Linked DNA regions of Homo sapiens: region 2 is linked to region 1. A link is an interaction called in ENCODE POLR2A ChIA-PET data of the cell type or tissue named here. Cell type or tissue: PC-9. All regions are shown on one strand. Links, peaks and the distances in the headings refer to the core of each region. The heading gives the core; the rest is flanking DNA.

Region 1 (2,874 bases), core at 1-2,500:
TCAGAAAAAAATATTCAAACACCAAGGATCTCACTTTGTGCTGTGAAATGCAAGATGAGCAATCTGATCTGGACATACCAGCCTTCAGTCAGGCAACAGGTGAATATGCAGGTAGAATTATAATGTGTAAAGCCGGGTGCAGTGGCTCACGTCTATAATCTGAGCACTTTGGGAGACTAACGCGGGCGGATCACTTGAGGTCAGGAGTTCGAGACTAGCCAGGCCAACATGGTGAAACCTCGTCTCTACTAAAAATACAAAAAAAAGTTAGCTGTGCATGGTGGCACGTGCCTGTAATCACAGCCACTTGGGAGGCCGAGGCGAGAGGATGGCTTGAACCCGGGAGGCTGAGGTTGCAATGAGCAGAGATGGTGCCACTGCACTCCAGCCTGGGCAACAGAGAGAGACTCTGGCTAAAAAAAAAAAAAATTATAATGTATAGGATTGTGGATGATCACTCTAACCAACCAGTGGGCAAGTTGCTTTGCTCAGCGTAAGTTCAAACTGCCACATCAGAACGTTATTTGAGTGTATACATACACAACCATTAAAAGTGGCCGTTACCACGATGCATTCTGGGAAAGAAGCAGCACCAAATCCAAGATGGCGGCCAGCAGGAGGCTGATGAAGGAGCTTGAAGAAATCCGCAAATGTGGAATGGAAAACTTCCGTAACATCCAGGTTGATGAAGCTAATTTATTGACTTGGCAAGGGCTTATTGTTCCTGACAACCCTCCGTATAATAAGGGGGCCTTCAGAATCGAAATCAACTTTCCAGCAGAGTACCCATTCAAACCACCGAGGATCACATTTAAAACAAAGATCTATCACCCGAACATCGACGAAAAGGGGCAGGTCTGTCTGCCAGTAATTAGTGCTGAAAACTGGAAGCCAGCAACCAAAACCGACCAAGTAATCCAGTCCCTCATAGCACTGGTGAATGACCCGCAGCCCGAGCACCCGCTTCGGGCTGACCTAGCTGAAGAATACTCTAACGACCGTAAAAAATTCTGTAAGAATGCTGAAGAGTTTACAAAGAAATATGGGGAAAAGCGACCTGTGGACTAAAATGTGCCACGATTGGTTCCAGCAAGTGTGAGCAGAGACCCCGTGCAGTACATTCAGACACCCCGCAAAGCAGGACTCTGTGGAAATTGATACGTGCCACCGTCTGGCGTTCGCTTGCAGCAGTTACTAACTTTCTACAGTTTTCTTAATTAAAAGTGGTCTAGGTAACCTGTAAAGAAAGGATTAAAAATTTAAGATGTTCTTAAAAAAAAAAAAAGTGGCCATTAATAGACGGAACTATACACTGGACTAGTTGTTGTTTTAAAAACATAAAATCTGGCTACCCTAACGGGATAAGAGTTCAGACATCAGGATGTTGACACAGTGTCCTACCAGAACCCAGGGTTTACTTAGAGAACATAAAAGAAAAGAGATTGTATGCTATATTCCTTGCTTTTTTTTTTTTTTTTTTGGTGGATGTAGATAGGAGATGGGATGAGAGTGGCCACAGGAATTCGATGAGTCGTAGGAAATCCATTTTTGTTTTAATTGATGTTTCCCGTTGAACTGACATTTAGATTGAAATACCTGCGAGCCGGGTTTGGTGGCTCACACCTGTAATGCTATCACTTTGGGAAGCTGAGGTGGGTGGATCACCTGAGGTCAGGAGTTCGAGACCAGCCTGGCCAACGTGGTGAAACCCCATCTCTATTAAAAATAAAATAAATAAACAAATAAAAGTAGCCGGGCGTGGTGGCAGACTCCTGTAATCCCAGCTACTCAGGAGGCTGAGGCAGGATAATCGTTTGGACCCTGGAGGCAGAGGCTGCAGTGAGCCCAGATTGCGCCATTGCACTCCAGCCTGGGCAACAAGAGCAAAACTCTGTCCCCCCCCCACAAAAAAAAATTGATTGAAATACCTGGAATTCACACCATAATTGGGGTGTCTTTAGGCTGAAATGGAGACAACAGAAGGTGAGGTGGCTTGGACTCAGGTGGCATTGGTAAAGGAAATGAAACGCATGCAAATTTCACAGACAAAAGAGTAGCTTTGCCACCTCTCATTTTGGCTGGGCTGCTCTGAGGTGCTGCATCTTTTATAGTGTCTAGGCTCTCATCCTTAATGACATTTTCATATTCTCCATCCCCCATCCCCCACCGCCTCTCCAGTAAGGACTTTTTGACAAGCTGCACTTCCCTGCTTTAGTAATTGGTGATAAGATTTGTCCTGTAGAACATATACATAGAGGATTGTTCACTCTCCTCCTTTTATGAAATAATTTTTAGAAATTGAGCTGTTAAAGGTTGTGTTTGCACATGTTTTTTGGAACAAGAACTTTAATTAAAGGATCAAAAAGCCCAAGCTCTTGCTTTTGAATAACTGAAGCCAGTGTCTATAATTTCTTGTATCTAAAATCTGTAGAAACTAGTTGTGTGATTTCAGGGGTGCATGGGGCCCCTTGGGTGTCTGAACAGAAGGGGGTGGGAGGCAGAGCCGCACCTCTGCACTCTTGCTCTGCTGGTGTAGTGGGCAGCTGCCCACCCCCACCCCACCCTGCACTGCAGGCTCTGGAGTCAGCAGATTAAGCATTTTATAAATTATATTCTAAGTATATATTTTAAACTTGTCAAAAAGATAAATCTAGCTTATTTTACCTTTAACTTGTAAAGAAAGTTTGCCTTCTTGAGTTCTCTTTGTCATGGGCAGTAGGAGTAGCTCGCCTGAGTATCATCAGTGAAGGGAAACCCACACATCTTGGTGAGCAACGAGAAATCACCATGTTAAGATTCCAGGGATTTTCTTCTCTGGTCATTGTTGTAGCCAGTGTCTTCATGGAAGACCTATTTTCGTTTCATTACCATATT
Region 2 (2,920 bases), core at 283-2,782, 160 kb after region 1:
TCGGGAGGCTGAGGGGGGAGAATCGCTTGAACCTGGGAGGTGGAGGTTGCAGTCAGCCAAGATCGAACTCCAGCCTGGGTAACAGAGACTCCATCTCAAAAAAAAAAAGTAAAAAGTATATAGTTGATTCTGCAGGGACTTAAAAAAGTATAAATATCTTTTTTAACATCACAAAGCTCTGATATCTGCAGGTTTATGACTAACTACTAGCTCACTCCCATGAATACACGTATGTAAACAGGCTCTATACAATCTACAATCCCAGACTAAGGGGAAAAAACTGTCCTGTCACTGTGGTCTCCAACCCTTGGCCCATTTCTTTCCTCTTGACCACAAAACTTCTCAGGAGTTGCTTGTTTCCTCTTGATCCACTTATCTTTAGCCCACTCCAATCTGGCATCGGTTCTCAGTACTCTCCACTAAAACTGCTTTTATGAAGGCCATCAATGACGTTCATGCTGCCAAATCCAGCAGACACCTCCTGTTTTCTAATTTTTTTTATTGTTATTTTTTAAGAGACTGGGTCTTGCTCTGTCACCCAGGCTGGAATGCAGTGATGCCATCATAGCTCACTGCAGCCTTAACCTCCCTGAGTTCAAGAGATCCTTCTACCTCAGCTGGGACTACAGGCATGCACAGCTATGCCTGGCTAATTACTCAATCTTTAACATAGCTGATAATTCCCTCCTTGAAACACTCTCAACTTTTAAGAAACCCTGTTATTTTCCTCCTACATTTTTAGCCAGTTCTTCTATCAGCTTCTCCTTATCTGACCTCTAAATGTTAAGAACATTAACAAAGACTGAACCTAGTTTTTTTCTCCCCTTACTGTACTGCTCCTGGGCGATGTCAATCAGTCCCATTGCTTTAGATACTATCTGTTGAAACACTGAAATCACTGGTTTTTTTTGTTTTTTTTTTTTTTTTTTTTTTTTTTGAGATGGAGTTTCGCTCTGTTGCCCAGGCTGGAGTGCAGTGGTGCAATCTCGGCTCACTGCAAGTTCCACCTCCTGGGCTCAAGCAATTTTCCTGCCTCAGTCTCCCGAGTACTGGGATTACAGGTGTGTGCCACCATACCCAGCTAATTTTTCTATTTTAGTAGAGATGGGGTTTCACCATGTGTCCAGGCTGGTCTTAAACTCCTGACCTCAGGTGATCTGCCCACCTTGGCCTCCCAAAGGTTGGGAAAAGATATCCCAATCTTTTTCCTATGATTTCTTAATTGATCTACTTGACATATCCACTTGGACTTTTAATAGGCATCTCAAACTTAATGTGTTCAAAATAAACCTCGTGACTTTCCCTCCCAAACCTGTCCCTACCTCCCTCAATAACTAATATTATCATTCTTATATTCATATATTGAATAAATGTTTGTTCCCCCAAGTATTTGTTGCTATAAATTTATGAAGAATTCTTTTCTCACTAGTTATTATAATTAAAATGTAATATTTATTTTCTTTAAAAACTTTACTTTGTAGGATTATTATTTTTTAAACAGGGACCAACAATAAATAACTTCTCTACTTGATTAAAACTAGGGCTTCCTCTTGTGCTCCCTCAGGACTATTTCTTTGTAAAAACAATAGGCTAAATCAGTACTGGTGTCAAAGAAATCATAATCTCACAACTTTATAAATACAGCATGTGGCAAGGGATTTTCCCATCTTATATAGTAATAAAATTTTCAGCTGTGCCATGGCTAAAAGTTTACCATCAAAGTTGGAATTTTAAATTAGAGGTAGTCATCTTTCTTTCTTTTTAAAGAAATGGAGTCTCACTATGTTGCCCAGGCTGGAGTGCAGTGGCTATTTGCAGGCATGACCACAGCACGCTACAGCATCCTGGCCTCAAGCAATTCTCCTGCCTCAGCTTGCCAAGTAGCTGGGACTACAGGTCCCTGCCACCACACCCAGCAGAAATATTTAGCTTTCTGAATTTCTCAAGTGTGTGTATGAATGAGACTAGTGGGGTCCTTAACCAAGATTCACAGGATTTTTAGTGATTTATTAAATAACTTGGATTTGTATCTACCAGCATGTTCTTTGAGGTACAGGTATGTCTTTTATATCTCCTAATATAGTTCATTACAATGCTAAATACTAAGATGTGATGCTCACACACTACAGAATAGCCAAGCAAATGAACTACTTATTCTCATAGGGCTATTATAATTAACAAATTCTTGTATCACCCCATCATTATCAACAACAACATGATAGGATTTCCTTTTATCTTGAAGAGTCTGGAAAAAGGGTAACAGAGAGATATTTCTGAGGAACAAACTGGTAATGAGGGAGCTACTGTGTCCATTACAATACTCCTTCTAGAAGCTCAATACATAATGACTAATCTCTGGAAAAAAGCAAGTGTGAGAATGGAAGGCTCTTCTTCAAACTATGCAAAATGAATCAATCAGCAGTGAACAAATTTATGAGCCAAACAAATTCCTACAAAAATTACCATCATATGCTGTCATGCATGTCTGCCAGTCTATTTATCATATTATTTAAGAAACAAACATTTATTGAAGATTTATCATGTGCTCAGCACTGCCAAAGAGGAAATAAAGAGCATAATATCTATTCTTAGAAAATAACATTAACACAAATAGAAAACAAGAAACCATAATGTTAAAAATATTACATAGTAACACAGAAAGACAATGTATAATTATACATACGCACTAAAGCAAAGATAACATAATTTATAAATTATGAGGTACAGAATAGTTAGATTCTGAAAATTAAAATAATCAGGAAAAACTTCATGAAGATGAGATCTGGGCTGGATCCCAAAGGATAGGCAGGTGGATCATGTAGAACAGGGGAAAGGAGTTCCTGATCGGGGATACAATATATGTAAAAACTCGGAGACAGGACTGAGCGTGAAATGTTAATGGGACAGTAAAGAAATCTTC

The links. ChIA-PET counts read pairs that join two places held together with the same protein. Peaks named below come from ENCODE experiments on the same cell type or tissue, not always from the same donor. Only the 100,000 strongest peaks of a DNase experiment are listed, where the experiment ranks them.
Region 2: POLR2A ChIA-PET joins it to region 1 with 8 read pairs; 6 of 35 experiments call an interaction of 5 or more read pairs at or near these places.

What each region holds. Positions count from the first base shown.
Region 1 is chr13:30,427,388-30,430,261 of GRCh38, forward strand. It overlaps UBE2L5 (ubiquitin conjugating enzyme E2 L5), which reads left to right. Exons shown (of 4, transcript NM_001355247.2): 4 at 1-2,371. The coding sequence starts at 604. The coding sequence ends at 1,068. Among named protein-coding and RNA genes, the nearest start is that of UBE2L5, 6.3 kb to the left of the region's middle. In PC-9, for the core only: no CTCF peak of the experiment used is centred there; a DNase peak (open chromatin) is centred at 1,544.
Region 2 is chr13:30,585,569-30,588,488 of GRCh38, forward strand. It overlaps a transcript of HMGB1 not described here. Among named protein-coding and RNA genes, the nearest start is that of USPL1, 31 kb to the right of the region's middle. In PC-9, for the core only: no CTCF peak of the experiment used is centred there; no DNase peak of the experiment used is centred there.